Regions from separate parts of the Homo sapiens genome. Here region 1 is linked to region 2. Evidence: chromatin loops called from intact Hi-C (ENCODE). Cell type or tissue: breast epithelium. All regions are shown on one strand. Each heading gives the region's core, and the rest is flanking DNA. Links, peaks and the distances in the headings are about the cores only.

What was found. Peaks named below come from ENCODE experiments on the same cell type or tissue, not always from the same donor. Only the 100,000 strongest peaks of a DNase experiment are listed, where the experiment ranks them.
Region 1: a loop joins it to region 2, with 26 times the contacts of the local background. A loop is called at or near these places in 50 of 110 quality-filtered maps.

The regions. Positions count from the first base shown.
Region 1 is chr12:43,442,649-43,458,909 of GRCh38, forward strand. ADAMTS20 (ADAM metallopeptidase with thrombospondin type 1 motif 20) reads right to left here. Exons shown (of 39, transcript NM_025003.5): 12 at 11,259-11,404; 13 at 9,866-10,047; 14 at 9,626-9,762; 15 at 3,947-4,064; 16 at 1,143-1,235. Among named protein-coding and RNA genes, the nearest start is that of ADAMTS20, 100 kb to the right of the region's middle. In breast epithelium, for the core only: no CTCF peak of the experiment used is centred there; no DNase peak of the experiment used is centred there.
Region 2 is chr12:43,875,692-43,891,952 of GRCh38, forward strand. The region is part of intron 2 of TMEM117 (transmembrane protein 117); the gene reads left to right. Among named protein-coding and RNA genes, the nearest start is that of TMEM117, 48 kb to the left of the region's middle. In breast epithelium, for the core only: a CTCF peak has its summit at 7,095 (motif pointing left); DNase peaks (open chromatin) are centred at 7,062 and 9,550.

The DNA of each region.
Region 1 (16,261 bases), core at 5,434-13,433, 430 kb before region 2:
AAATTATTTATCTCCAATATGGTAGCATATATCTATGTAAATGTACTGAAGCAATATTTTTAGCACAAGGAAAAGAATTTCAACTAAATGTAAAAGGCTAATAAATCAAACTATTTATGTTTGATTTTAATAAATATTTTGCATCTTGTATTGAGGTGAAACTGATATAACATAAAATTAACCATCATTAAACGAACAGTTCAATGGCATTTAGTATATTCACGATGACGTACAACCATCACCTCTATCTAGTTCCAAAACCTGTTCACCCCAGAAGGAAACCTTGTACTCATTAAGCAGTTGTTCCCCTTACATTTGGCTTTATAGTTCCAAATGCAATTCCTGAGATAGGCTGTTCATTATAGATTCAGATTGCCAGTTACATAAGTTAATTATTTGAGTCAATATTTCACATCTTATTAATGTACAGCAGATGCTTTCTCAATATCAGCTCTGCACCATTACCTACCTACTCCAGCTTGGTGAATTATAGATAACTCGCTATTAAGATATTTCACAGGCAGAAGGAAAAGGTTTTTAAAGCATCATTTTCATGTTTGTGTCTAAAGTGAAATTCTTTAAGCCTGAAAGCTAATTTCTAAAAATAAATAACATAAATTAAGTTTATACTTTAGAAATAGCTAACAGACAATATACTGTGACTACATTCATTAACATATAAAAATGTGAAACCACAGTTCTTTTTCTGACTTTTTTAAATACAAGAGCTTTTACAAAACTGTATTTAAATACTTTAGCTACATAGTAAAAAAAAATTAAGAAAATTATTTAAAACATTTAACCCCAAAGAATTCTACAATTAATATTAGACAAAATGATAGAAGAGAATTTTATTCTAAATACACATGCAACTAATTGAATATAATTTCTGGTTATCTAAAATACACGAGAAAAAAACTGAAAACAAATTATTGTTCAGAATTTCATTAAGTTTTTTTTTTTTAAGTAATACATTTTTGAGTGCTTAAGAACATATGTATAGGGAGCGCTAAGCTCAGTATGAAATGAAATTGCATGCTTGCTAAAGGGACTCCTGTTTTCCAAGAATTCACATCAACTACAGACTTCCATGAAATTGCACATAAGCCACATACTGGCTGTTGTTTACGAGAAATGTTTACCAAGGTAACTGTCATCTGGTTGTCCAGAATAGCTGTACTGACGAATGTCAACGTTTGTTGCTCCTGCGGGAATCTTTACAACAACATTATAACCTGCAATATAATTTTACATATGTTAAATTTCACAAAAAGCAGATGGCCCAGAGGTTATTACTGCTGAATGGATGAAAAATTCGAATAGCATAGTCAGACTTAATTTTGTTGTGTCTTTACAAAATTACACAGTGGTTATTCTTTTTGAGTCAGTACCTTACACAAATTACTGAGGATTGAGAAAAAGTGGTTGTTGTCAAGAAACAGAGTTTAAGATTCTTAACTTTTCCTAATCTTTTCCTACTTCTAATATTCTTAATATAGAATGGAATGAAGCTAGTATTTTAGCTCCTGAGACCCTTAGTACACATACCCATTTTTAAGCTTTGTTAATGCTTTTATATTTTATACTGGGAAAAAAATAGAAGATTTCAAATACAATTCACAAGTCCAGGAGATATTAAAATAATTGGTCATTGCTATGATATATTCACACAGACTCAGTAAACAGCAAAATAATGAAATTTTTCAATTTCATTATTGAAAAATCATAAAAAAAGAAAAAGTTTAAAGCTCAAGTTTTAGTTTGTAGTATAAGCAGGAATCTCTTCATCTATTCCCCAAATTTTACATTATTTTTACAAGAATACTAATAAACTTGTTATGAGAAAAGTAAAAAGTTTACTCAAGTGAAATGAATGTAATATTTCCATTTTATGAAGCCAAATTCAGCGACATTGGCACTGCTCAAAAGAGGAAACATTTTATCTAACATATATTAAGAAAAAACATTTTCATGAAAACTAAAAACACTCACATTACATAGTTGTCCAAATACGCAGGTTTTTAAATATACAATTAGTTATACTCTAAGGATATTATTCTAAGTTTTTCCTTTTCCTTATTTATTAGGATTTCCTCCTAGTTAACTGCACCATGAGTAAAAAGTAATTTTTCTCATACACTACCTTTGATAAATATGGAATTAACTTAAGAAGACAGTTCAAAAAGAGCTTAAATTTACAACCCTAATGTCAGACTATCTTGCATGTGTTTTAGAGCAGACTTATTTATATCTAAGGCATCACATTTTTAGTGTAAGACGATAAGAAATAGTTTCATGATTCGGTATACACTATATGCCTACTGGTTGTAGGTTATTGACCTACAAGAATAATTTTAATTAACCTCCTTTTCACTATAAAATATTCTTACCCACTACTTTTACTATTTATATCTTTACTATTTATTATATTTTTTTCAAGAAAGCAAGCCTAAGGCATTGCAAAGGTGACAAGATGAAGGCTACCACCAGGGGGCAGAAATGTGACAAATGCTAATCAGACCTTGCAAATGAGTTTAACGCATTGTTCTATTTGCAAACTGATTAATGCACAGTACAATTTTCACAAGATTACATATTTGATCTTAATTTGGTTCATGTGGCTTTATCCTGGAAAAAATATTTTTCAGTAAATACAGACTGTAATAAGTATGTGCCATGCATTATAGAAGGGAATCAAATGTGTGTAGCTCCCAAGAAATAACTAGAAAAATCATATATCAAATCATCTAGTAACCGAGATTTGTAAATATCAGAGTATAAAATGTACTATGTTTTTCACATACATAAAAACATAAATATTAAGTTTTAAATTATACTGTTTTAATGGAAGTAAGTAACAATTTGAACACACATGAACACAATTTAAAGCTGAACAGTCAGACTGTAAAAAATAGGCTAGGTGTGGTGGTTCATGCTTGTAATTTCAGGACTTTGGGAGGCCGAGATGGAAGGATCCCTTGAGGCTAGGAGTTTGAGACCAACCTAGCAATACATTGAGACCCATCTCTACACACACACACACACACACACAAATTAGATGGGCATGGTGGTGAACACCTGTAGTTCTAGGTACTGGGGATGAGGAGGTGGAAAGATTGCTGGAGCTCAAGAGTTCACAGCTGCAATGAGCTATGATTGTGCCACTGTACTACAGCCTGGGCAACAGAGTAGCACCCTGTCTCTAAATAAATAAATGAATAAATAAGGTTGTAAGAAATAAATTTAATTTGCAAAGAAAGTTTTAAAGATCTGCTTTAATTATCATAAAAACAAAAAAAAATTGCCCAGAAAACATTACAATGGAAAATACTTTACATAGTCTCATGATATTTTGGAGAAAAATTAAATTATGGCCAATATGTGATCCAGATACTGCCTGGAAAATCAAATGTGACAATAATTCTGAAACATTTAATTCAGAAAATATATAAGATAATGGTTTCACCCTTCACCTTCAATCAACATTTTCTATGTACTATTAATAAGAAATGTAACAGATAGGTCAAGTCATACCAAAAAAAGAAAGTGATTCAAGTAATGAAAATATTTGAAAGCAAGTTTCCTGGGAAAAATCACAAATATATACATTTTAGGTTATAGGGAAAAAACCATTTCATTAATGGGAGGATTATTCACATATCACACATCACAGTCAAATAGCACTGAATTTACTCTAAGAAATGCACCTAATACATTTTTAAGAATCAGATTTGCCTGGGGCAGGTGAATTCATTAATCAAGGATACATCTGGTCTAATACAGTATTTAATTTTTTTATATTTAGGAAATTTTTCCTTAACAATCATTTTGGACTAAGGGTATAGAGTAGACAAAACAGTAACAAAGAATTACTGTTACACCTTCTTTACAGACTCCATTATTATACTAAATAAAAGCGAAATCTAGAAACAAATACACAACTTACCATAATGAGAACTGTTGAAGACACCTGTTATTGTCTTGCATGAAGAGTTGTCCCCACCACACACTCCACATTTGTCTATCTTGGCACTGGAGTTTAACACGTGATCACAACCAGCTGCCTTCAAGACACAATTACAATCAATATTATAAGAATGACTAATTATGAAGAAAAGAGAGAAGATCCAAATACATACAATCAGATATGACAAAGGGGATTTACCACTGACCCCACAGAAATATAGATAACTCTCAGAGGCTACTATGAACACCTCTATGCACATGAACTAGAAAACCTAGAAGAAATGGATAAACTCCTGGACACAAACACCCTCCCAAGACTGAAGGTGGAAGAAAGAGAATCCCTGGACAGACCAATAATGAGCTCTGAAATGGAATCAGTAATAAGTAGGCTACCATCCAAAAAAAGCCCAGGATCACACGATTCCCAGCTGAATTCTACTAGATGTACAAATAAGAGCTGGTACCATTCCTACTGAAACTATTTAAAAAATTGAGGAGGAGGGACTCCTCCCTAACTCCTTCTATGAGGTCAGCATCATCCTGATACCAAAACCTGGCAGAGACACGACAAAAAAAAAAGAAAATTTTAGGCCAATATCCTTGATGAATACTGATACAAAAATCCTCAACAAAATACTTGCAAACCAAATCCAGCAGCAAATCAAAAAGCTTATCCACCGCAATCAAGTAGACTTCATCCCCGGGGTGCAAATTTGGTTCAACATATGCAAATCAACAAATGCAATTCATCACATAAACAGAACAAAATACAAAAATCACATGATTATCTCAATAGATGCAGAAAATGCTTTCAATAAAATTCAACACTCCTTCATGTTAAGAGCTCTTCATAAACTAGGCATTGAAGGAACATACCTCAAAATAATCAGAGCGATCTATGACAAACCCACAACAGCTATTATACTGAATGGGGAAAAGCAGGAAGAATTTCCCTTGAAAACTGGCAGAAGACAAGGATGCCCTCTCACCACTCCTATTTAACATAGTACTGAAAGTCCTGGCCAGAACAATCAGGAAAAAGAAAAAAAGAAAGGGCATCCAAATAGAAAAAGAGGAAGTCAAACAATCCCTGCTGGCTGATGACATGATTATATATCTAGAAAACTCCATAGTCTCGGCCCAAAAGCTCCTTAACCTGACAAACAACTTCAGCAAATTTGCAAGATACAAAATCAATGTACAAAACTTACTACCATTCCTACACACCAATATTAACAAACTTGAGACCCAAATAAGGAACACAATCCCCTTCACAATGGCCACCAAACGAATAAGATACCTAGGAATACAGCCAACCAGGGAGGTGAAAGATCTCTACAATGAGAATTATAAAACACTGCTCAAAGCAATAGAGATGACACAAACAAATGAAAAATACTCTATGCTTATGGATAGGAAGAATCAATATCATTAAAATGGCCATATTTCCCAAAGCAATGTACACATCCAATGCCATTTCTATAAAACTACCATTAATATTCTTTATAGAACTAGAGAAAACTATTTTAAAATTCACATGGAACCAAAAAAAGAGCCTGAATAGCCAAAGAAATCCTAACCAAAAAGAACAAAGCTGAAGGTGTCATGCTACCCAACTTCAAACTATACTACAGGGCTACAGTAACCAAAACAGCATGGAACTGGTACAAAAACAGACACACAGACCAATGGAACAGAATAGAAAGACCAGAAATAAGTCCATACAGCTACAACCATCTGATCTTAAACAAAGCTGATCAAAACAAGCAATGGAAAAAGGACTCCCTATTCAATAAATGGTGCTGGGATAAATGGCTAACCATATGCAGAAGACTGAAACCGGAACCCTTCCTTACATCTTATAAAAAAATCAACTCATGATGGATTAAAGACTTCAATGTAAAACCCCAAACTATAAAAACCCTGGAAGACAACCTAGGCCATACCATTCTGGACACAAGAACTGGCAAAGATTTCATGATGAAGACACCGAAAGCAATTGCAACAGCAAAAACTGGAAAATGAGATCTAGCTAAATTTAAGAGCTTCTGAACAGCAAAAGAAATTATCAACAGAGTAAATAGACAATCTACAGAATGGGGGAAAATATCTGCAAACTATACATCTGACAAAGGTCTATTATCCAGCATCTATAAGGAACTTAAATAAATTTACAAGAAAAAAAAACAATCCCATTAAAAAGTGAGCAAAGAACATGAACAAACACCTTTTAAGAGAAGACATACATGCAGCCAACAAGCCTACAAAAAAAGCGCAATATCACTGATCATTAGAGAAATGCAAATCAAAACCAAAATAAGATAGCATCTCACACCAGTCAGAATGACTATTATTAAAAAGTCAAAAAATAAAAGATGCTGGAAAGATTGCAGAAAAGAGAACGGTTATACACCGTTGGTGGGAGTGTAAATTGGTTCAACCACTGTGGAAAGCAGTGTGGCGATTCCCTAAAGAGCTAAAAACTGAACTACCATTCAACTCAGCAATCCCATTACTGGATATATACCCAAAGGAATATAAGTTGTTCTACCATAAAGACACATGCAGGTGTATGTTCATTGCAGCACTATTTACAATAGCAAAGACATGAAATGAACCTAAGTGTCCATTAATGGTAGACTGGATAAAGAAAATGTGATACATATACACAAAGGAATACTATGCAGCCATAGAAAAGAATAAAATGACGTCTTTTACAGGAACATGGATGGAGCTGGAGGTCATCATCCTTAGCAAACCAACACAGGAACAGAAAGCCAAATATTACACGTTCTCACTTGTAAGTGTGAGCTAAATGATGAGAACATATGGGCACAAAGAGGGGAACAACACACACTGGGGCCTGCTGAGGGTGGAGGGTAGGAGGCGCGAGAGGATCAGAAAAAGTAACTATTGGATACTAGGCTTAGTATCTGGATGATGAAATAATCTGTACAACAAAACCCTGTTACACGAGTTTACCTGTATAAAAAACTTGCATATATACCCCTGAACCTAAAATAAAAGTTAAAAAAAAAGAATGACCAACTATAAGCATGGTGCTTTAAAGTTTACAAAGTTCTTTTCACAAATATCCTTTCAATTAACAGGAGATTCAGTACAACAGAATTGTTTCAAAATATATACTCATCTAGTTGTATGTAACATTTTCACATATTCATTTAAAAAGCCAAGTTTATTAAAGGGTCATCCACAGACCTCCTGCATCAACATCACATGGGGTGGTATTTAAAAAGACAGTATCCCAGATCTTCTGAATTATAATACTTGGAAATAAAACCTAGGAATCTGCATTGTAACACTGACATTGATTCCAATACCCACTGTCATTTGAAAACCACTCTTAAAAGAAATGTAATTCAAAGAGACTAAAGTATGAGTATGTAAGTAACACATTAGAATACTCCAAAAAGATGACTTCCATGGTTATTATTTTAACTCATGACCTTAGAACTCTGCAAATAGTCTTAGCTTCAAATAAGTATTTAAAAGTAAAGTTTTCTCTAAAACTAATACCCAGCATAACAGTGCTTATTTTTAAAAATGAATGAATAAATGAATGAATATACAAGTAGATGGCTTGTTCCAGAAATTTCAAAAAAACAAATGCAGCTCCTCTCCATGAAGAAGCTGTCCTCTGCATACATTGCAATAACTCTTTCCATTGTTTGGAATGGCCTTCTAAATTTAGTGATCAGCAAAGAAAATTTCTTAAGCCTAGTGAATTTTTTTATACACAAGGCAGATATTTTCAAAATCAAAATGTTAAGCATATATTTTCTGAAAGTAGCATGCCTCTATATGTTCAGATAATCTTCATCATAACTTTTGCATTGTCATATGACTTTATGCTGCTAATTTAAAGCACAACTTTTTTCAGGCCACTGAATAACCTTTTCAGTATTTAAACTGTTTCCGACTTAAATTATTTTAATTCTCTTTGAACATCTCATTAGCTCTTTGGGTGAACAGCCTTTATCACTGAGATAAGGTAAAAGGTATTTGTTCATGGGGAGATGAAGTTGGCCCTATAGAGCTCCACTTTAACTGAAGGAATAAGTTCATAACTTATACTTATATTTTTAATTATTTTTTATCTTTTATTTTCAAACTGACAGATAACATTGTATGTTTTTATCATGTACAACATAATGTTTTGAAGAATATCAATACATTAAGGAATGGTTAAATCTAGCTAATTAACAAATGCATAACCTCACATAGTTATCATTTTTGTGGTGACAGCACATAACATCCACTAAAAATAGAACTACCATATGATCCAGCAACCTCACTACTTCCAAAGGAAATGAATTTAGTATATCAAAGAGATATCTACACTCCCATGTTTATCACAGCTCTATTCACAATAGCCAAAATATGAAATCAAACTAAGTGTCCATCAGTGGATGCATGGATTTAAACAATCTGGTTTATATACAAAATGGTATATTATTCAGCCATAAAGAAGAGGAAACCTTGCCATTTGTGACAACATGGATGAACCTGGAGGACACTGGGTTAAATGAAATAAGCCAGACACCAAAAATCAAATACTATATGATCCCATTCATATGTGGAATCTAAAAAAGTTGATCTCATAGAAGTACACTTACTATATTCTTTAGACCACATTCACTATCTTAGTTCTCAAACTCGCCATCCATTCTCAAGACTGCCATTGCAATGTTTGTGCTTTAACTCAGCATCTCATCTGCTCTGACCTACAACCCTGTTAAATGGACCACCTGCCTCCAATCTTCTAAACCCAGTATTTTGAAGATTCCAATATGCAAATCGAATCACATCTCTCCCTTGACTTCAAATGCTTCTATGTGTTTCCAAGGAGTTAAGAAAAAAAAAAAGTGCATTTGACAACCATCTGCTAGTCCCTAACTCCAACTCTGCTCCCATACTTCCTCATCTTCCTAAAACCTACTCATTTCAATACTTAGCACAAGTCTTATGCGCTCCATAAAAGGTTCTCTGAATCCTTTACCCACCTCCCCATAAAATAAGAAACTCCTTTCAATATCTCCATGCTACCTTGCAGATGACCCATAGCAGTGCATTCTAATTGTTTACATGCCTATTTCCCCCACAAATCTGTGACCATCTTGGAAGTGGGGTTCTCTGCTCCAGTCTTTTATCCTGGTGACTTGAACAGTATCTGACATCTAGTAGCTACTCAATCAATGTTTGTTGAATGTACATAAAAAATAAGTGACAGAGAGCTGGAAAGAGGAAGGGAGAATATCAATGGTTTCAACGGACAAGGAAAACATTACTGTAGAAGCTTACACTTAAAGTAGCAAAATCTCCTTACAATCCTTTTATCTTATTATTTTCTATCTTTTTAGGAAGCTGACCTCATTCCTATTTTGATTATGAGTACAATAGACCACAGAAAGTCATCAAATTTATCTTAATGCTTTGTTGAGGCATTCTTGATGACAGAGAATTCCCAGTAACCAGGCTAACCATACTTCTATAGATAGCATGATAACAAAGGTTGCTTTGTTGGAATGCATAAGAACATATGCTGAAATAGTAAAAGTAATATTTGGTTATATAAATCGAAAAAAAACATTATTCTTAAAGTCACTTTAAATCTAATAGAAACTTATAGTTTACTTACCATACACTGGCCTTGAACACAGATGTCATGAGTTTCAGTTCCACAAGGAGTACCATCTTCAACCATATCCTTCAATAGGTAGAAATAATTGGTTCCAGCAACCTGACAATAGAGTTTACAACGATCCTTTGTGCCAACTGTAAAAAAGAAAAAGGTCAAATTTTTAATGTATAATAATAAAGCTATGTGTTCTTACGTCTCAGAAAAATTTACATCAAAGAACCAGCATAATTTACTTACTGCCACTGTATCTTGGAAGCCACCTCACATTAGAGGGAATGCCACTGATGTCCAAATGTTTACCATTAAAATCAGAGCACTGCTTCTCTCGAAAGTCTTGTGTGCCTTTTGGACATGAATCAGTATTACATGATCGAAATTTCATCCTGCGGCCCACACAGTAATTTCCTCCGTTTCTTGGCCTAGTCAAATTCATTACATTTTAAAGCACATCAGTACAACATTATTTGTGCCACTTACTTCTAAAAGTTCCATTCTTTTCCAGGATCTAGAAAACCAGTGAAGTCCCACTAACACTTTTTAACAGAAGTATGTAACATGAGTTTTACGCAATTCTATGCATAATGAACCACAAAAATATCCACCTTAACGTGGACAGTGAGCCTAGAGGGCAGAAACGATACCTTATTCTTGACTAGGTTAACTAGCAAGAAACCAACAATGGAAGTTTTTTCTTAAACTTCCAAAAAAGGGTTTGCTCACTTTCTGGAAAGAAGAAAAGACATGTGGTGAGCCAAAGACAATAACAAAGGCAGGTGCCATGTTAAATAAAAAGGAAATGTATACACATCTGTCATGTATATCTTATTTATCACTCAATTCAAGGAGTTTTATGGTATCAATCTATATCCATGTTATTTTGACTTATGCTGGAAAATAAAATTTTTTGCAGAATTTTTGGAATATAAAGACTTCTAGTATAATTTATCCTAAAATTTAAATGAGCCAAGATTTTATTCAGAGTAAGTCACATTTCTGCATTAAAAATGCTTATTAATAATACTTTAAGTAAAGAGTATCATATTGCTTACCAACTTATATATCATATATACAACAAAAACATTAATTTAAAATCTTAATGCAATATCTAAGCCCTTTTAAATAGTTTGATGAGGGGGAGATATGCTTTAGTACTTATTCAGCTAAAGACAATGATGCGTCTATAACACAAGAAGCAGAGAAAATAAAGTATCACATGTCACAATGCACAAAACGGTAAAAAATTGGTAACCAAACTATATATGTTATCCAGAAGATCCGAAACATAAGTGAAAGTAGCCAGGATGTTTCATTAGGCATACAGTAAATGTGAAAATGACATTATATAACTGTGATTCATATTTATATCTCAAAATTTATACTAAATTAAAAAACAAAAAAATGAAGAAAATGGATCTCAGTTCAGATTATAAAATTTAATCTATTTATGTTTTTTTTTTTAAATGTCTGAATCTACCAAAATATAAATCAATGTGACTTAAAGTGCTCCAGAAATTTTCTGAATCTCAGAAACTTACGGACTGACCTCCAGTTTTAGAAGTGAGTGAAACTGATGTTTACTTTCTGGTGCCTTGAGATAATCTTAATTTATAGTGACATAAAAAAGACATACTCAGGACGATTACAGCGCCTGGTTGCACTTTCGATTCCGCCTCCACATGTTCTTGAACAAGAACTGTAAGGTTCCCATGGTCCCCATTCACCATTTACAGGACGTGTTTCCGTTTCTTTGTTTACACATAGCCCATGACGGCAATGCTATAAAAATAATAAGCACAAAAAGAAATGATGTGTGTCTCTAATTAGAACATCACAAAAATTATAATAGCAGCATAAAGATCAACAGAAGAACAAACTAAACAATTTGAAGCTAGCTGTTATTAATTCAGATTACATTTGAAATGATTTTATGAATATTTCCTACCTACTAAGATCTGTGGAATAGAAAAGGAGTGTAATATTTCTTCTGGCTTTAAGATTTAGAGTGTCATTGGGGAGGAAGGAAAAATTAAATAGTAAAATGGAATATGGCGGGTATTTTTTGAATAGAAGAAACCAAATACCAGGTTAATATGGTATATTTCCATCCTTCCATTTTTTTACTCAAAGTATCTATACACTCTTCCACTCTTATAAAAAGCTTTCTACTTTATTCTATCCGAAGTCTCAAATGACAACCTTGTTCCTTTACTTTCATCAGGAAAATGGAAACTTACAGAAGAATCTACCCACAGTCTCTCACCACCTGTTCTACCCATTCAACAGCATCTGCACTCACATTCAGCCTTGCTACCTGTTAGCACACATGGAAAATTCACTATCCCAGACAAAGTCAATCCCCCTGCTTGTGTACTTAATCCATCCCTTCTCACTACACCAAACATCACTCCAGCAATTCTCTCATCTCTTCTATATCATCATTTCAGTGATAGCTAATCAAAGTATGACCATGCACTCATGCCAGTCTATGAATTAGTTTCCAGACTGAGAGACAATAACACAACTTGAGAGTAAGCATTAAGAAATTTTTGTAAGATTTTTACAGAGAAATTTTATGTCTAAGTAAATAATTTAAAAATTGGCTTATGTTTATTTTTAATTGTGGCAAAACATGCATAACATAAAATTTACCATCTTAGCCATATTTAAGCATATAGTTCAATAGTGTTAGGTATACTCATTGTTGTGCAACCAATCTCCAGAACTTTTCCATCTTGCAAAACTGAAGCCCTATACCCATTAAATGACAACTCCCATTTTGTCCTCCCTGCTACCTCCTGGTAACCACCATTCTACTTTCTGTTTCTATGAATTTGACTACTCCAGATAGTTCATACAATTGGAATCATATAGTACTAGTCTTCATGTGACTGGCTTATTTCACTTAGCATAATATGCCCAAGCTTCATCCATGTGTCAGAATTTTCTTATTAAAAATGAATAATATTCCATTGTATGTTGTCTTAGTCCATTTTGTGCTGCTATATAAGAATACCCAAGATTGGATAATTTATAAATAACAGAAATTCATTTCCCACAGGTCTGAGATCTGGGAAATCTAAGGTCAAGGTACCGGCAGGTTTGGTGTCTGATGAGGCCTTTCTCTTCTTCCAAGATAGCACCTTGCACACTGCATCCTCTGTAGGGAGAGAATGCTGGATCCTCACAGAGCACAATGCAGAAGGACCGAGACAGCTCAATCCTGAAGGCCCTTTTATAAGGCATTAAACCCACCGGTGAGGGAAGAGCCATTATGCCCTAGTCTTATCAAACAGGCCCCATCTCCCAATACTGTTACACTGGCAATTAAATTTCAATATGAGTTTGGGAGGGGGCAAACATTCAAACCATAACATACGCATTTACCACACTTTATTTATCCTTTCATCCATCAATGGACACTGGGTTGCTTTCATCTTTTTTTTTTTTTTTGAGATGGAGTCTCGCTCCGTCACCCAGGCTAGAGTGCAGTGGCGTGATCACAGCTTACCGCAACCTCCGCCTCCCACATTCATGTGATTATCCTACCTCAGCCTCCTGAGTAGCTGGGACTACAGGCGCACGCCACCACAACCCGCTAATTTTTGTATTTTTAGTAGAGACAGGGTTTCACCATGTTGGCCAGGATGGTCTCAAACTCCTGCTTTCACCTTTAGATATTGTGAAAAATGCTGCTATGAGTATGAGTGTACAAATATATCTTTGAAATCTTGCTTTCAATTCTTTGGGTATATATCCAGAAGTAGAATAGCTGGAGAATATGATAATTCGATTAATAATTTTGTGAGGAATGGCCACACTGTTTCCCATAGAAAAATATGGCTTATATTTTGGATGTCTTTTTTGCATTTCATTTTCCTAGTCAATAATTTTTATTACTTTGTACAAAAGTATCAGTTTATAAATAATCAGAAATTTTAAAAAAGAACAAAGACAATATTTTACTACAGATAATTTGCAAAGTGGTTTCCTAGATTATCACTACAGATAATTCACAAAGTAGTTGCCTAGATTATTCTCATTAACATACAAACACAGCTGTTATTTCTCTCACTTTAAGAAAACAATAGCAACAACAAAACCTTTCTTAGATCTCACTGCCCTTACCAGCTACTGCTCTGCTTCTCCTTGAAAGAGTCGGCCATGTACATTCTTTAACTCCCTGTCTATTCTCTCATAACCCCGCCCCATGAGGAATATATCCTATTCCTCCATGAATCTGCTCAAATTGTTAGAAATGCAAAATGCTTGTTCCTCGGTGCTGCAAAGAAATAGCACTCGAACATAAATTTAAGTTTCTCAGCAAGGCAATTTTTCCTTTCTGCAAAAAGGGTGCTCCTCACAGATGGAACAATGGCAAGAGCACACCTGGACAGGGCAGGGGCAGGAGTTCTTACTCCTGACACAGATAGACCCTACTGCTGTGTCATTCCCTACTGGCTAGGGTTGGACTGCATAGTCTAAGCTAATTCCGATTGGCTCTTTTAAAAAGAGCAGGAGTACAAGCCAGAGTGGCGGGGTGAGTAGTTTGGTGGGAAGGATGGGTAGGAACAGGTAACTAAAGATGACTTAGGTCAGAGCAGGTAACCAGGGGAACAGATATGAATTACTGATTAGGAATGGCAGGAAAGTTGTTTACTGAAACTAGAGACAAGGAGGCAAAAAGAACCAGGAAGTTAAACTTTAAAATGGAGAATCAAAGAATAAGAGAGCTGAACATACTGACATACTGATTCTTTGAAGAGAAACCTGGGGTTCACTATATTTAACAATGTGTAGGACACCAATAGCCAGTTCTTATTCTCTGTCTTCCTTGACTTATCAGCAATGTGTGCACAATTAATCATGCTTCTTCTTTGACATAATTTTTTTCTCTTCATTTCCAGGGCTCTACACACTTGGTTTTCTTCCTTTCTTCAAAACTAATTGTTCTCATTTTCTTCTGTTGTTTTTTCTTTTTCTTTGTGACAACTTAGTGTTGGAATGTTTCTCCAGGCTCACATCTAGTTTTTTTATTCTTTTCTGTTAACAGTCACTTCTAGTCCAGATCTCTCTCTTAAATTATCTTCTTCTCTGTGACAACTTAATGTTGGAATGTCTCTCCAGGCTCATATCTTGGTTTTTTAATTCTTTACTATTAAGAGTTACTTCTAGTCCAGATCTCTCTCCTAAACTCCAGACTCATATATATGCCTGCTTACTTATGACTATTTACTAGAATGTCTAATAAACATTTCAAGCATAGCATATCCAAAACTGAATTCCTGCCTTCCCAACTCAAAACCTACTTTTACCAAGTTGATCTAAGTTGTTCAGCCAAAAGCCTAGTCATCATTTCTCTTCTTCCTCTTTGAACACTCCACATCTGATACATTAGCTAGAATAAATGTTCTAGTTCCTTTTAAAATATATCAAAAATTGACCTTTCATTATCTCACTACTACTACTCTGGTTTGAGCACTAGCATCCCTTACTTCTATCACTGAAATAGCTAAGTAGATGTCTGTTTCCACTCTTGTCCCCGACAGTTTAGCCTTAACACAGTTGCCAGGATGATCTCTTTTTAAACTAAGTCAAATCAGGTATGAATCCATTCAAATCTTTCATTATTTTACTTTGAGTAAATATGCAGTTCTCACAATGGCCTGTGTGAACCCCAAAAATTTATGACAGGTCTCAGTTAATTTAGAAAGTTTATTTTGCCAAGGTTGAGGGCATGCCCATGACATAGCCTCAGGAAGTCCTGATGACATGTGCCAAAGGTGGTGGGGGCACAGCTTGTTTTTATACATTTTAGGGAGACATGAGACATCAGTCAATACATAAGAAGTACATTAGTTCTCTCCAGAAAGGTGGAGACAGCTCAAAGCAAGCCCCTCCCCACCCCCCAATGGGGACTTCTAGGTCACAGGTAGGTGACAGACAGATGGTTGCATTCTTTTGAGTTTCTGATAAGTATTTCCAAAGGAGGCAATCAGAATATCCATCTATCTCTGTGAGCAAAGTGATGACTTGAATAGACTAGGAAGCAGGTTTGTCCTGAGACGTTCCCAAGTTGAAGGGTCCCAAGATATTTTTCTTTCACACCTGCAATGCCCTACGAAATCTTCCTTCAGTTACTTCTTATAAGTCTCTTTCTCTCTTCACTTCACTCCAGCTAAAATGTCCTCCTTGCTCTTCTTTGAATACTCCAGGCATACTCCAGACTTAGGAGCTCAGCTGTTCCCTTTGTTGGAAACTCATTTACCCCAGATATCCTCATAGCTAACCCTCTCATCTCCTTTAAGACAGCTAATTTGGTAACTTCATATAATGTCTGTCCTGACCATCATATTTTAAATTGCAATCTGCCCTCTCCTACTATAAAACTTCTAATCAGCTTCCTGCTCTATTTTTCTGGTGTGTGGCACCAATCAGTTTGATGGTACTATTATATTAATTATTTGTAATATTCTAGTCTCCCTCTAGAACTTGAGCTACATAAGGGCAGAGATCTTGTTGAGAGACAGGACTAGCTGGATTACCTAGGCTGACTAAGAATCCCTAAGCCTAGCTGGGAAGGTAACTGCATCCACCTTTAAATACAGGGCTTGCAACTTAGCTCACACCCAACCA
Region 2 (16,261 bases), core at 4,632-12,631:
GAACAAAAACCTGTTGGGCTACTTTATTTACTATTGAAAGGAAGAATGACAAATTATCACTCCATTATTGGGCCGGGCTAACAGTGAATAAGGGAAAGAAATCAGAGGCTACTTTACCTTGCACTCATGTCCTACTCACTCTTCTCTCTTCCCCATTATATATTACGTTTTTTTTTCCCCTGGGATGATATGAGTCCACAAGCTTCATCTGGAAAACCCGCATTTAGTCCCACTTGGTCCACTTATTCATATGGAATAATTCTGATGGCTTAAACTTTTAGTCTTCAAAATTGAAAACCTTGTTGGGATAGTTTTGATTGGCTTAGTTCTTTTGAGTAAAATACTTAGTATCTCAGAATTCTTCTTCCTCTCCTCCAAGATGTCATCTGAAGGTACAAGAGAAAAGTGTGCCCTTCATGATCTGCATGGTATCCAGTGGCTCATCCTGTTCTCATGACTTTGTCCTTTCCTTTCCGGTTATTGTTCACCTTGCATTTATGATGAAGAACAACAGCTAGTGTAACTCATGATTTGATTTATCTAGGATTGTTCAGGTGTGGTGGCATTCTCTGGCTGATTTTGCTCTCTGAGTCTCTGTTGTTTCCTAGAGTTGAGACACACCTTCTTGCCATGCGGGGCCCAACCAGACTGTGGGCTTTCAACTTGGTTTCCTCTGATATTGTCTTGTCATTTCTAGGGTCATTCAAGAGCTTAGGTTGATCTTCAAGATGTCGTTTTCTAGGAAACTCAGCTCATATCTAGCTGCCAGATGGAGGATAAGAGGATGGAGAAGACATTCTTATTTGCTCAGTAATCTTGGACAATTTATAGAAATTTTGCAGTGCACTGAATATGGTAATATCTCACAGCCTTGTTAGAATGATTATACAATTTCAAATATTTTTTGAGCCTTTAACCTGTCCTGTCTACCTTCTGAAGCTCCCCTCCCCTCACCTTTTCTGAGCTTCCACTTTCTTCCTGCCTCATAGACACACAGGATAATTTTCATTAAGGTATTGCGTTTTCCAATGCTGTGCTTAGCATAGTTTCTGATATATAGATACTCAGTAAATATTTGTTGAATAAATGTTGGATAAACAAGACCTATGAAGTAAATAATTATACTTAGTTTAAAATACTATATAGAAATAAGTATTACTAGTATTTTGTCATATCCTTTCCCTCAATACCCCTCTCTTTTAAATTATTTTATGACAGTGACATGTAATTAATTTTTCTTATTTTTAAACATCTTACTGTGTCAATAAGCATATATTTTCATAATGTGTAATGTATAGTATAAACCCAATTTTAATGTCTGCTTATTGTTCCATTGAGTGTGTCTAACATAATTTATTTCATAGTTTTCTTGAATTTGGGGTGTTTTCTATTTTCCTCTTTTATAAACAGAGCTTCAAAGAATGTCCATGTACATACATACATTAAAAATTATGCTCATTTGCACAATATATTTAAGAAAAATGCCTAGAATTAGAATTTTTGAGTCAAAGAATGTGCACATTTTTCACTTGGTATATATTTCCAGGTTGTCCTATGAACTTTGATCTTCAATTTGGAGAAATATAAATTTTTGAAAAGAAGCTATAATCTTTGACCCACTAATTGAGAGAATCTATCTCATAGAAATATAAGTAGTTTTGACTGGGTGCGGTGGCTCACGTCTGTAATCCCAGCACTTTGGGACACCGAGGCAGGTGGAACACCTGAGGTCAGGAGTTCGAGACCAGCCTGGCCAACATTGTGAAATCCTGTCTCTACTAAAAATACAAAAAATTAGCTGGACATAGTGGTGGGCACCTGTCATCCTAGCTACTTGGGAGGCTGAGGCAGGAGAATCACTTGAACCCGGGAGGTGGAGGTTGCAGTGAGCAGAGATCGTGTCACTGCACTCCAGCCCGGGCGACATAGTGCGACTCGGTCTCAAAAAAAAAAAAAAAAGTGTTTTTGTATAAACATATATGTAATATTTTGAGGGCTTGTAGCAGCTAATAGCTGAAATCAGTGTGAATGACCACATATAAGAAAAAGTTTGAATAAAATGTGGATCATTCATGTTACATAATATTATGTAGCCCTTGGTTTAGATCTGTTAACTCATGGTAATGCCCATGATACTAAGTGAGAAATACCAGTTGCAAAGTAATATGGATAGTATGGTTCTTTTTTTGTAAAAACAAAACACACACACACACACACACACACACACACACACACACAGACAGAATAATACTTTATATATGTTTATGATTTGTTTGAATGTACAGGAAGCTGTGAAAGGATACACTCAAGTTCTTAAAACTGTATCTTAGTGTGTGCATGTATATCTTAGGATTGTTTCACGTTTTACAATGAAAAAAAGTTTTGCTTTTGTAAGAAAAAGTAAATAAGGAAGACAAAGAAAAAATCAGGGCCTTAACAAACCACTCTGACTTTTCTGCAGCCTTAACAAACCACTCTGACTTTTCTGCAAACTGTGCTTTCAAACTAGACAGCTTCCTGTAGTTCTCGGAGGAATTTCAGGGCTTTAAAGAGTGTGTCCTGAAGTCAGGATCACTTTTATAGTTAGCTTAATTGGTATATTATTTTACACAAGATAACAGCTAAACTGTTGCGATTTCTCAAGTCATTGATGTTCTCAGAGGTAATCATCCTCAGAAAGGCTGCTGAAAATATGGTCAGCTTACATCCTGGTCTGGTTCATGTCAAACAACCAATTTTTTTAGAAGAGGAAATAGAGGATGAAATAGCAAAAATGTTTCAATTTAAGAAATTGTTTTCAGAAATAATCTATACTTTTCTATTGATAAGAGGAAGGAACAATTTTTGTTACAGCTAAAAATATAGAATAAAATAAGGTGACAACAATAGGTTGTAGCTAAATGCATGCTTTTATTAACTCACTAGATGTATGCTGTGATTTTGATTAAAATTTTGTCTTTCTGAAGGAGAGAAGTAAATATTAAAAAGGAAAAACCTTGGTATGTCTTAGAAAATTTTAAGCCTAGTAGCACTATGTAAAATCATTTTAAAATGAGAAAGTTTAGAAACTTGGAGAACAAAAGTGAAATAAAAACTTTATTTGGAAAAGTAAAATTGGTTATTGCTCATGGAAAAAATCTTGATCATTCAATGTCTGTGAACAGAGATGTTGACACAGTGAATTAAATATGGCAGGTGACCATTCATAAATGTGTACCAATGATATATTGAAAATATCTAGTGAAAGAAGTTCCTGGAATACTGTATTTATACTTGATTAGCCAGTAATACTTGCGTTAAATGATAAATGCTAGTCATAAATGCTGATGAATGAATAAGTTTGTCAAGCATGATCAGATCAGGGATCTGAAAACCCTGTATGTTAATATTATTTTTAATATAGGTAGATAATGGATACACATATGAACAGTTTTATCAAAGGATATACTGAAATTGTTCTATTCCTGTGCGAGCCTCAGAATTCAAAATCAAACTATAATTTTGACATAGATCATAAATAAGTGATAATAAGTTAATGAATAAGGCAGATTTTATTTTATGTTTGCTAAAACTTTATCATCAAAACAGTTTAAAGCATTGTATTCAATGTCAATGAAATTAAATACTAAAATAGAAACAAAAGTTTCCATGGGGGTCATTGGTGACTACTGTATATTTCAGTGTATAATTGCATATGCAACTCCATTGCTCCCTGTTGGTGAGGTCAGTGTGAGTGCCATATCACTCTGAAGCAAACTTATATGTCTTCTCAGTGCAGGCCTCAAAGTAGTATGCAAATATATTTTGCTATTGGATGAGATTAAGTGTATCAATGCGTATAGCTAACCAGTAGAGGTACAAGTTGTGCCTCCTCCTAATTCTGGGTCTAATGAGGGCTATGTCATCTCCATAGTTTGATTCTAAACCATCCTACTGTGCCTGCTTGCTGTATTTTTGGAGAGCCCCAACTCCTTTCTACGTATTTCATCAATGTACATTGTATCAGCATGCATAGTTTGAAACACTAATTTATTCAAGTTTATCTAATTCAACTAACTGTTAATTTGTTTCTGCTGCCTTTGGAGTAATCTATCTCCAGGCCTTCCTGTGTTATCTTGAATAATTGAGAGTGTACTCGTAGAAAGAGCCACATTGCTGCAGAAGGTGCTGCTAAGCCTCCAAGAGGTTCCCTTCACTTGAGCAAGATTGAAAGTGATTCCAGCTGGCTAGAAAAAAATTACATGAAGGCTGTAATAGACCTTTAGGAAGGAAATCTGTTTCTACCAAGACAGAAGAATAATTCATTTGTAAGGAATATAAATTAAAGCTTTCTTCAAGTCATTGGAGTGTCTCTAATATTTTTCAGGTAGCATTTTTCATACTTCCCTATTTCATCAACTTTTAGTACAAAATTTTCCAAGCTTTAGTTTTCTCATTTATAAAATAAAGTAATAATGCCTGTCCTCAATTCTACGAATTTATGAAGATCAAATAGGAGGATGTAAAGGCTCCTATAAATTATAAATTTACCCACTATCGTAAGGCATTGTTTTCTTTATCAGGGTGGCTTTTGCTTTTTTATTACTTTTCATAACTACTTGCACTATATACTGTTATTTGAATACAATAACATAAAACCAACCATGTTACATGGTTACATAACTTTTTTAAAAAAATTTCTTTCTAACTTCAATTTTTATTCCTTTTTTTTTTCCTGTGCAGAAAGAAAAATCAGCCTGTCAGCTACTCATGTCTAATTTCAAAATTATCTTGCAGAATTAAGCAGTTAAGACTTTGTAGAAATTTGGGGAGTATAAGGAATTGCAGATGAATGCCAGCTCCTCCTGGGCATACTGTTGTTCTTAATGTAAAAGTCCGGTTTTGCCCAGCATCAATTAATGGTGCCTTGGAACTGGGTGCAGGGGTCCCTAAAGATCTCCTGCAGGCTGAGACAGTCTCCCTTGAGCCATTTTCCACAGAGCCAGAGTGGTGTGACCTCTTGCTGCTGCAGTATTTCAAAGTGATTGTATTTCACTGCTCTCATAAACACATCTTGTAAAAGAAACAAGGTTGTCTTTTAAACTGTGCTCTTGCTTGACAGGAAAAATAAAACCCAGTCTACTTTCAGGACCTTATGGCCTAATAAGAAGTCAACCCTTTTCATTTTTGTTAAGAATAGTTTTGTATCAACTTGCCATTCTTCATGTAAAAGTATAATTTATTATGAAAGAAGAGAATCTGGATGATAAATAGGACTTTTATGTTCTTGTTACCTGTGATTCAGAAAATTCTAACTCACAGAGCTGGTTGAATAGAGAATTCTAAAACCGACAACAAGGAGATGCTTGTTAAATCTACTTTTTAATGCTTGTTTATTTTATTATACACATGACATGTACTATTCACTGTTCATCTTATGTATATGGGAACTTGCAATTTTTGGTCTATTATACATGCCTATATATTTTATGTTTGGTGCTATCAGGAACATAGATATTATTAAACAAGGCTAGGATTTATTTTACTTTACTTTATATTTGTAGGTTATTATGCAGTCCAAAGATTACAGAGATGAAGGGAAATTAGACCAATTATTTTCATATGATATTTAGAGAAAAGCATTTGTGCATTCCTTTGTGTCAGTAAGCATAAGAACTCTCTGTCACCCAGGCTGGAGTGCAGTGAATACAAAGAAAATGTAAGATATTTTACTAATACTTTTTATATTGATTATGTGTTGACATGATAATATTTTAGATATATTTGATTAGGTAAAATAGGAAATTAAAATCAATTTCACTCTTGAAAGACTTTAAGTCCGGGCGTGGAAGCTCATGCCTGTAATCCCAACACTTTGGGAGGCCAAGGCCAGCGGATCACCTAAGGTTGGGAGTTTGAGACCAGCCTGACCAAAATGGAGAAACCCCATCTCTACTAAATCTACAAAATTATCCAGGTGTGGTGGTGCATGCCTGTAATCCCAGCTACTCAGGAGGCTGAGGCAGGAGAATCGCTTGAACCCAGGAGGTGGAGGTTGCGGTGAGCTGAGATGGCCCCATTGCACTCCAGTCTGGGCAACAAGAGTGAAACTCTTGTCTCAAAAAAAAAAAAAAAAAAAAAAGGCCAGGCACAGTGGCTCATGCCTGTAATCCCAGCACTTTGGGAGGGCGAGGTGGGCAGACCATCCTGGCTAACACAGTGAAACCCCATCTCTACTAAAAATACAAAAAATTAGCTGGGCGTGGTGGCAAGCGCCTGTAGTCCCAGCTACTCAGGAGGCTGAGGCAGGAGAATGGCGTGAACCCAGGAGGCGGAGCTTGCAGTGAGCCCAGATCGAGCCACTGCACTCCAGCCTGGGAGACAGAGCAAGACTCCGTCTCAAAAAAAACAAACAAACTAAAAAACAACAACAACAACAAAGACTTTAAAAATGTACTTACTAAAAAATTTAAAATTATGTGTGAAGCTTGCATTATATTCCTCTTGCACAGTACTTCTCTAAGCAGTCTTGGCATAGAAATATTATGGAAGGCCAAGGCGGGCGGATCACCTGAGGTCAGGAGTTCAAGATCATCCTGGCCGACATGGTGAAACCACGTCTCTACTAAAAATACAAACATTAGCCAGGCTTGGTGGCAGGCACCTGTAATCCCAGCTACTCAGGAGGCTGAGGCAGGAAAATCGCTTGAACCCGGGAGGTGGAAGTTGCAGTGAGCCAAGATCACACCATTGCACTCCAGCTTTGGGGACAAGAGTGAAACTTCATCTCAAAAAAAAAAAAAAAAAGAAATATTATGTTTATATCCTTTATCCTTCTTTACCAAATTACCTCACTTTACCCCATATTTTGAGGACAGTTTAAAGAGGTCTGCACGTTCTGCAAGCACTACTTTCTGTTGTCTCACATCAAAAATTTCATTAGAAGTACCTGAAGAGTTTGCTCTTCTCTAAGAGGTTTCATCTATAAAAAGTTGATTTTAAATTCACTTTAGGTCAATGAGCATAAATGTTGTGGAGTTTAGCTGTGCATGTATGGAAAGGAGGCTTTCTTCCTTGGGCAAGGGCACCTTCTGGTGGTATATACTGAACATAGCAGCTTATTCGATGATCAGATGTAGACTTTAAGATTCTGGAATTGGCAAAAAAATTCATTTCAGGTGTTTGGAGGAAAAAAACTAAGATTAACGATAAAGATGTTCATTTCTCTGCAGCATCTTTTATAATTGAAGCTCATCTCAGTTCTGGGACTTATTTTTCTTAGTTACACAAGGCTAAGGTTGAGACAATATAATAAGAGCATTCTGATTTGGAGTGCTTTTTAAAATTGCAAAGTTCTTATTTGAGTTTTTGGGTTATTTTTCCCAAAAGTTTCCAATGGTGGTTTTTGTATCCATTATAAAAAGGAGAAGAGTTCTATATTTTTGTTCTTTATAATGTAAAACTTGAGGATGTTTAGGTTATTTAGTATATACAAGTAAGCTTCATTAGATAAATGAGGAAGAAGAGGTATAATAAATAAGCCCTATTACATTTTCTCAAGAAGTGATTTTAGTTATTTTGGAGACATGCATTTAAAAAGAGAAACATTGTTGAAAGGCTCAGGATCATGTATTTCTTGTCTTTTTCTGTTTCTTCTTGATGTATTATAGTACATATGATTATTCAAGTCATATCTCTTCATCACCGCATTTCATATACAAAGCCTGCCAAAAATAACTATGAAATAGCTGAGATCTTAAATACTGAGAACAAAATAGATTTCTCATAATTTGGAATTACATTAACCAGAAACAGTAAGACAGTTAAAATATGAGCCAACATCCAGCTATCAGCTAAATAAAGATTTCCAAAACCACTTATTGCCTTTCAGGCTGATGTAAGAATAGTTATGAGTGGTTATAAGGGAATGAATCAGTTGGATTTCCTTTTAATGTAGAGACCCTGGCAGCCCATTTCTAAAATTGTGCTTTAGTTATGCATATTACCTTCTTTGGAACCTAGTAAAAATGTGAAAAACGTTCAGATGATGAAAACATAACACAAATACCATTCTTTCTTTGTATGAAAGACAAAAAAAAAAACAAAAAACAAAAAAAAACCCCAAACAAGGATCTAGCCAAGCAACTCTATTCTAAGGGAGGAAATATAGTAAGAGTGGCCTGTAGCCAGGCATAGTGGCTCATGCCTATAATCTCAACACTTTGGGAGGCTGAGGTCAGAGGATTGCTTGAGCCCAAGAGTATGAGACCAGCCTTGGCAACATGGCAAAACCCTGACTCTACAAGAAATACAAAAATTAGCTGGGCGTGATGGCTCACGCCTGTAGTCCAGCTACTCAGGAAGCTGAGGTGAGAGGCTCTCTTGGGCACAGAAGGTCAAGGCTGCAGTGAGCCATGATCACACCACTGCACTCCAGCCTGGGCAACAGAGTGATACCATCTCAAAAAAAAAAAAAAAAGAAAGAAAGAAAGATTGTATTACTCTATTAGTGAAAGGAGCCAAAATTTACCCATATTGACAGCAGAGAGCTGAAATGACTATTTTACTTGTATGAAAATATTGTCTTTGCTTATTAATTAAAATGCTTTCATGAGTTGATATGTGGTAATATACTTTTAGATCAGTATATGAAATAGTATATATTATTATATTGTATTATTTATTAGGTAAATCTCAATGGAATAAAAAAATTCATTCAAACTCATTTTCCCAAAAAGGCTATTTTTAGATTTATAGTATTTGTTTTAGTGATAACTTCTGTTCAGTTCTCTCTAGCATTTCCAGAAATCTATGCTTGTTTCATGGCCTCCAGTAAAGGCTTCTGTTGATGAGGGGGTTTTGATCCCATGTCTGTCCAAAAAAGACAATTGGCTTTTCTTGGTAGGGAAGGATTCATTTAAGTGGAATCTTCCAAGCAACTGTCTCTACCATCTTCCATATTCTTGCTCCACTCTTACTGTTTTGTTTGCCTGTCGTGGAGTCCTAATTAGGGAAAAAGTCTCAGGCTGGTGGGAACAGGGGAAAGCCAAAAGAAAAAGCAGATAAGCTAAGTCTGCCTTTCTTCCTGGTCCAGGACATGTAGCCCTCCTGCACAAATAACTCACAATCTTCCTGCATTCAACTTACCACCAGACCCTACAAGTTAGCACACTGCATTCTTGGCATTATCAGTACTGCACAAAGCTCTCTTCAGCACACAGCACAAGCACCATCCTATAAAATCCCCAGCAAGCCTTTGTCTCCTTGCAGTCAGCTCCACTCTTGCTGACTTGCCCATGGCACGCTCGCAACGTATTTTCATACTTTCTGCTTTCTCTAATAAATCTGCTTTTCTTTACTTACTAATGTCTTGGTAAATTATTCTAACTGCCTGCGCAATACAGGCCCCAGATAGTCGCTACCCGAGACACCTATCCCATCCCATTTATGAAAGTGAGGCAGCAAGCCAATAAACACTTCATGGATTCGTAGCAATCACAGTCTCTTGAGAGCAGGATGTCCACCTGACCTCTTTTGGTGTGAACAATTCAGCTTTGTGTGTATTGGTCCTAGTCAGGGCGGGCTGTGTAAGGACACTGTTTTGAGATCAGCATGCCCTGTGCCTGTGTAGGCTTGTTGTCAACATGTGAGTGCTTCAAAGAGAATAGAGTACAGCTTCCCTCCTGACTTGTTCTCTTGCTTTCATAGAGATTTAAGGGCCTCCCCTATTTTCTTTTTCTTTTCTTTTCTTTTTTTTTTTGATATCCAGATACAGTTTATTTTCATGAGAAAGAACTTTTTTTAAAAAAACAAATGTGAATTCATTGTAAAACATTAGGGAAACGCAGCCAAGAGGGAAAAAAAGAACAGTATCTATAATTTACCATTTTGAGATGACTACTGTTAATACTTTTGGGAGTTTTCTTTTTAGGCATAAATATATACTTTATTTTTTTTTTAATAAAGAAGATTTATTACTTTTTGGCTTTTTGGCTAAGACCAAGTGTAAATAAAAAAGCTTTAACCTTAGCGTGTGAGACAAATATGTATACAATAAATTTCACCATAATATGGTAGAAGCAGTAATACAGATATGCACAGGAAGCTCTCAGAATACAGAAGACAGACATTTAGTTCAACCAGAGGTAACCAGTGAAGGCTTCCTGGAGATGGTTACACAAGAGATTAATTTGAAAGAATAGGTAGAAGTTAGCTAAGTACGGACAAGAGAATAAGCATTCCAGGTATGAGACATTTTACTATGAAACAGTATGTTGAGCACAGATAATTACAACTAATGAGGTATTTCTAGAATATTGAGCATAAGTTGGGATAGAGATAAAGGCAGTCAGCATGACATGGGGGAACCTTGTGTATCATATTATATATCCCATATGCTATAGAGAGGCATTAAAAGATCTTAAGCAGTAGAGTAATAATTTAGATAGATGGTATAGATCACTTTGGCAGCAGAAAGAAGGATTAATGGTGGAAAATCCTGGAGACAAGATTACAAGAAAACATCTAAGGAGGTAAAGAGAGAGGAGAACAGGGACTAAGGAATATAAGGGACATATAGAGGGCGGTGTACCTGCAAAGAAGAGGAAGAAGAATTGCTAGAGATGGAGGAAATATCTAAGAGAGTATGGTGTCATAGGCATCAAGACAAGAGAGTATTTCAACAACAACAACAACAAAATGGTCAAGTAGGGAAGGACTGGGATGTTTCACTTAGATTTGTATGTAGATCACTTAAGATTTTATAAAAGATATTTCAGTGGAGTGGGGATAGAAGTCAGATTGCAGTTGGTTCAGGAGTAAATAGTACTTAGGCAAATTCAAACAGCTTGCATAGCTTAAAAAATTGGGCTTTGAAGGTGAGGAAAGAGACAGCAATAATTTGAGGGGGACATAGGTTTGAGAAATGTTTTTTTTCTGGCGAGGTAGCCATTTCTTTTTTTTAACTTTTAAGTTCAGGGGTACATGTGCAGGATGTGCAGGTTTGCTACATAGGTAAATGTGTGTCAAGGGGGTTTATTGTACACGTTATTTCATTAGTCAGGTATTAAGCCTAGTACCCATTAATTATTTTTCGTGATCCTTTCTGTCCTCCCACCCTCCATCCCCAGAAAGGCCCCAGTGTGAATTGTTCCGCTCTATGTGTCCGTGGGCCTCACCTATTTTCTCTTTTTTTGGAGACAGAGTCTCTCTCTCTTGTCTAGACTGGTGTGCTGTGGCGTGATCTCGGTTCACTGCAACTTCTGCCTCCTGGGTTCAAGCAATTCTCATGCCTCAGCCTCTGGAGTAGCTGGGACTACAGGCACATGCCACGACAACCAGCTAATTTTTATATGTTTCTGTAGAGATGGGGTTTTACCATGTTGGTGAGGCTGGTCTCGAGCTCCTGACCTCAAGTGACCCGCCCTCCTAGGCCTCCCAAACTGCTGGGATTACAGGTGTGTGCCACCGTGCCTGGCCTGGGCCTCACTTATTTTCAGTGAGGGGTTGGGTGGCTGCACCTGCTGTCATTTTTACCTAAAGCAAGAAGCAGAAGTACTGCCTGGGACAAAGCTAGAATCCAGTGCTCAGGAAGTTTCCTAGGATAAAATGTTATTGAGAATCTTATAAATAGCTATTCCCTGGGGAGAGTAATGATTAATGCCAGTTAAAAGTGAAGAAGGTACTTCTCTTCCTGCTGTTTTGTGCAATGTACACAAAACTGAGTAAAACAAATTATTGTAGGTTGTTGAAATAGCATCATGAAAAATTAAACAGTTGGAAGACAACTATTGTGGCATATATAGGGGCTTTTACAAGAAACTAAACTAAGGATGTTCTTTAAAATGTGGAACTGGAGTCTACTTAGGGTTTAGTCTGGTTTGTGACCATGCCCTTCAGCCAGTGCAGACATTTGATCTCAGGACAGGTGCCCCTGCTGCAGAAGACCGCCAGCACCCTGACTCCAACAGCTCTGATGCATCTCACTGCCAAGGCCTGGATGGAAAAAAATTCAGCAGAAGTTACACTTATGACGGCAGAAAGTTCAGCAGAAGTTGTACTTATTTAGGATCAGATAGAGGGCTGGGGTAGCTTCAATAGCCAGACAAGGACCAATCTACTCAAGAACAACAGTGATGAGAAGACAGATTTTATGGACTGGGTGTGGAAGGAAAGGGGCTGTGGCTGTAAGAGTAAATTATGTGGCTGCAGGTGAGACCATTTGTTTGTTTCATAGTGAGGATCAAAATAGCAGTTACAGATCCCTTCTTTCTGTGCTATGCTGTGGAAGCTAAGATGGCTCTATGTGTTTTTGTATAGCTGGTGTGCCAAAGTTAGCCTCTATTTGGGGCAAATCTGTAGAAGAGAAGTAAAGCAAAAGAGATTCTATAGTATAATACAAAAGTCTAGGTGCAGAAAAACTAAGTTCAGATGTTGGTTGTGCCACTTACTAGATGTGTAACCTTAAATAATTTACTTTCTCCGAACATCACCAGTTTCATATCTGAGAGATAGGCATAATACCTACCTCACAGTATTGTTTCAAGGATTAAAGAAAATACAAAATGCCAAACCCTCCACATTGTACTTCATATATTCTAAAGGCTCAGTAAAGACTAATTTACTATTCTGTATGTGATTCTATGTAGTATGAATAATCCTTTCCCATATCTTATTGATCAGATATGCCATCCATTAGCCATACAACTATTTTATAATTATGTGCTCTTTGTTAGTAGGGGTTTGCATCATCAGTGCGAATGAATTGCTTATGGAAAAGCAATTGTGAACTCATGCCCCATGGATAATGAATGGAGAGAAGTTAGGGGATATTTATTGAGCCCTTATTGTGTACTTTTGTGCACATTAGTTTTCTTTTTTTTTTTTTTTTTTTTTTGAGATGGAGTCTTGCTCTATCACCCAGGCTGGAGTGCAGTGGCATGATCTCGGCTCACTGCAAGCTCCGCCTCTCGGGTTCACGCCATTCTCCTGCCTCAGCCTCCCGAGTAGCTGGGACTACAGGTGCCTGCCACCACACCTGGCTAATTTTTTTGTATTTTTAGTAGAGACGGGGTTTCACCACGTTAGCCAGGATGGTCTCGATCTCCTGACCTCGTGATCCGCCCACCTCGGCCTCCCAAAGTGCTGGGATTACAGGTGTGAGCCACCATGCCTTGCCACATTAGTTAATTATTACAACAACTTAATGAGATAGATACTATTACAATTTTTTTAAATCATGAAGAAACTGAGGATCAGAGATTAAGTTGCCCAAGGTAATGTTGATCAGCGGTCCCCAACCTTTTTGGCACCGGGGTGGGTTTTGTGGAAGACAGTTTTTTCAGTGACCAGGGTTAGGGGAGCAGGAGATGGTTGCAGGATGAAACTTGCACTTTAGATCCTCAGGCGTTGGATTCTTTTTTTTTTTTTTGAGATGGAGTTTTGCTCTTGTCACCCAAGCTGGAGTGCAATGGCATGATCTTGGCTCACTGCAACCTCCGCCTCCCGGGTACAAGCAATTCTCCTGCCTCAGCCTCATGAGTAGCTGGGATTACAGGCGTCTGCCACCATGCCTGGCTAATTTTTGTATTTTTAGTAAAGACGGGGTTTCACCATGTTGGCCAGGCAGGTCTTGAACTCCTGACCTCAAGTTATCCACCTGCTTTGGCCTCCCAAAGTGCTGGGATTATAGGTGTGAGCCACCGAGCCTGGCCTGGATTCTTAAAAGGAGCACACAACCTAGATCCCTCGCATGTGCAGTTCACAATAGGGTTCACACTCTTATGAGAATCTAATGCTGCCACTGATCTGACAGGAGGTGGAGCCCAGGCAGTAATGCTTGCTCTCCAGCCACTCATCTGCTGCGCAGTCCAGTTCCTAACAGGCCATGGACCTGTACCAGTCTGCGACCCAGAGGTTGGGGACCCCAATGTAGATAATAAATGGTGTGGTTGAAATAGTTTTGTTTGAAAGTAGGATTTATCTTTTTTTTTACTTTCTAATGTCGCATTTACTTATAAATAAGAGAACTGTTGAGGGACAGACTATAACCACTTTGCTGAAACTATGAAAAAAGCAAGACATAGATTTTGTTTATATTTAATTCTTAAAACAATGGGTGATTCTTGCATCTTTCTTGCAGGTTCATTGGGTAGCAGTCTCTGAGAAGGAGGTGCAGGAAGTTCAATGGGGAGTGGTCTTGGGAAGGGAAGAAGGCAGAGCAGGATAAGACAGAGGCACCAGTTCGGTTGCAATATAGTCACAACAGGGTCCCTATGAGCACCACACAGGGAGCTCTGAAACTAGAATAGTCCTTCAGAGTAGGCCTGAGTGGGATGAGAGCTTGGGCTTTTATACAGTTGAGAGTTGAGATCAGTCAGCTGACAATCTTCCCAGCAGCTTGGAAAATCAGTCATTTGGTCTTAAAAGGGGTATTTGGGAAGTGCCACCCAGTATTCATGACATGTTCTATAATATGTAACTCATAAAAAGGAGAGAAGTGACATTTAATGTAGGAATATAGATTTATTTTTAGTGTTCTCTTTTTGAAGCAGTTATAAAATAAATAGAAATTTAATTTTTGGTATTTTCCTTTCAAATGTTAACAATTCTTTTTGCAACTTCTGGGTTAGGTTGACATCGTACTTTGGTCTGGACTGTAAGACCGTTAGTGAAAATCTGTCAATAAATCTCACCCCATGCAGTGTAAAAGTACCTTTTCTCTCTTCATTCAAATGAGAATCGTTTAGATGTCCTGTCATTCTAGATGGGTTTTGAAGACAAAAGTAGCATCTTTCTTTTTCATCAGATTTTAGGGCTAGAGAAAGAATTTATCCAAGGGATATTTTCTCTTCTTTTTTGTTTTTTTTTGTTTTTGTTTTTGAGACGGAGTTTTGCTCGTCACCCAGGCTGGAGTGTAGTGGTGCAATCTCGGCTCACTGCAACCTCCGCCTCCTGGGTTCAAGGGATTCTCCTGTCTCAGCCTCCCGAGTAACTGGGATTACAGGCATCCGCCACCACACCCGGCTAGTTTTTGTATTTTCAGTAGAGACGGGGTTTCACCATCTTGGCCAGGCTGGTCTTGAACTCCTGACCTCGTGATCCACCAGCCTCAGCCTCCCAAAGTGCTGGGATTACAGGTGTGAGCCACTGCGCCCAGCCCCAAGGGATATTTTCTTATGAATACTTTTAAAGAAGACATTGATTTGTCTCAGTTCACTTAGATGTCATGTTATATATATTCTAAAAGTATTTTAAAAATTCATCTGACTTTTTTTTTTCTAAAGAGGAAATCTCGGCAGAAAAACAGTACTTATTTTTGTTACTTTCTTATTGATTCCTAATGATTTCCCCAGAGGTGGTCATGCATGTGGAGGGCCATCCTCCTCCACACCCACTAGCTTCTTACTTTACTGACAGATATGATACAATCATCTTTGATGTGTCTCAATTCTATTCCTCCACATTTCAGGATTTATCTACTTTTAAAATAATGGCCCTTCCTTTTCCCTTACCATTTGACGAGTATTTGTTGAGTGCATACCATGTGTTAGGTATTCTTCAAGGTGCATGGAATATGCCAGTGAACAAAACACACAGAAGTACCTGTCCTCATTGAGCTTACAGTCTTAACTTTTCCAGATTCTGTTTCTGTTCTTAAGGCATCTTCTAACATTTCTTTTGGGAAATACCTCTTGAATTTTTTTTTTTTTTTTTTTTTTTGAGATGGAGTCTCACCCTGTCACCCAGGCTGGAGTGCAGTGGCGTGATCTCAGCTCACTGCAAGCTCCGCCTCCCAGGTTCATGCCATTCTCCTGCCTCAGCCTCCCCAGTAGCTGGGACTACAGGCACCCACCACCATGCCCGGCTAATTTTTTTTAGTAGAGACAGGGTTTCACCATGTCAGTCAGGATGGTCTCGATCCCCTGACCTCATGATCCACCCGCCTTGGCCTCCCAAAGTGCTGGGATTACAGGCATGAGCCACTGCGCCCAGCCAGAAATACCTCTTGAATTTTTAAGCTTTCTAACTGCTTTCTAGAAAACACTCATATCCTCTTATTTTATATAATTTTCTCCTTATCAGGCTACCCTAAAACTACCATACTCATATTTTTTTCCTCTATTGTTTTAAAGTAGTCTGCACTTACTCTCAGCTTCCTTAGTTCTCTATTATTCCTTAACCTCTTGTGATCCAATGTCTTTCATTAGAAGTTTGCAAAACTGTCCCGTGGAAAATATACTTTAAAAAAATCCATTTTTTTTGCCTCCACTGCTACACTGTC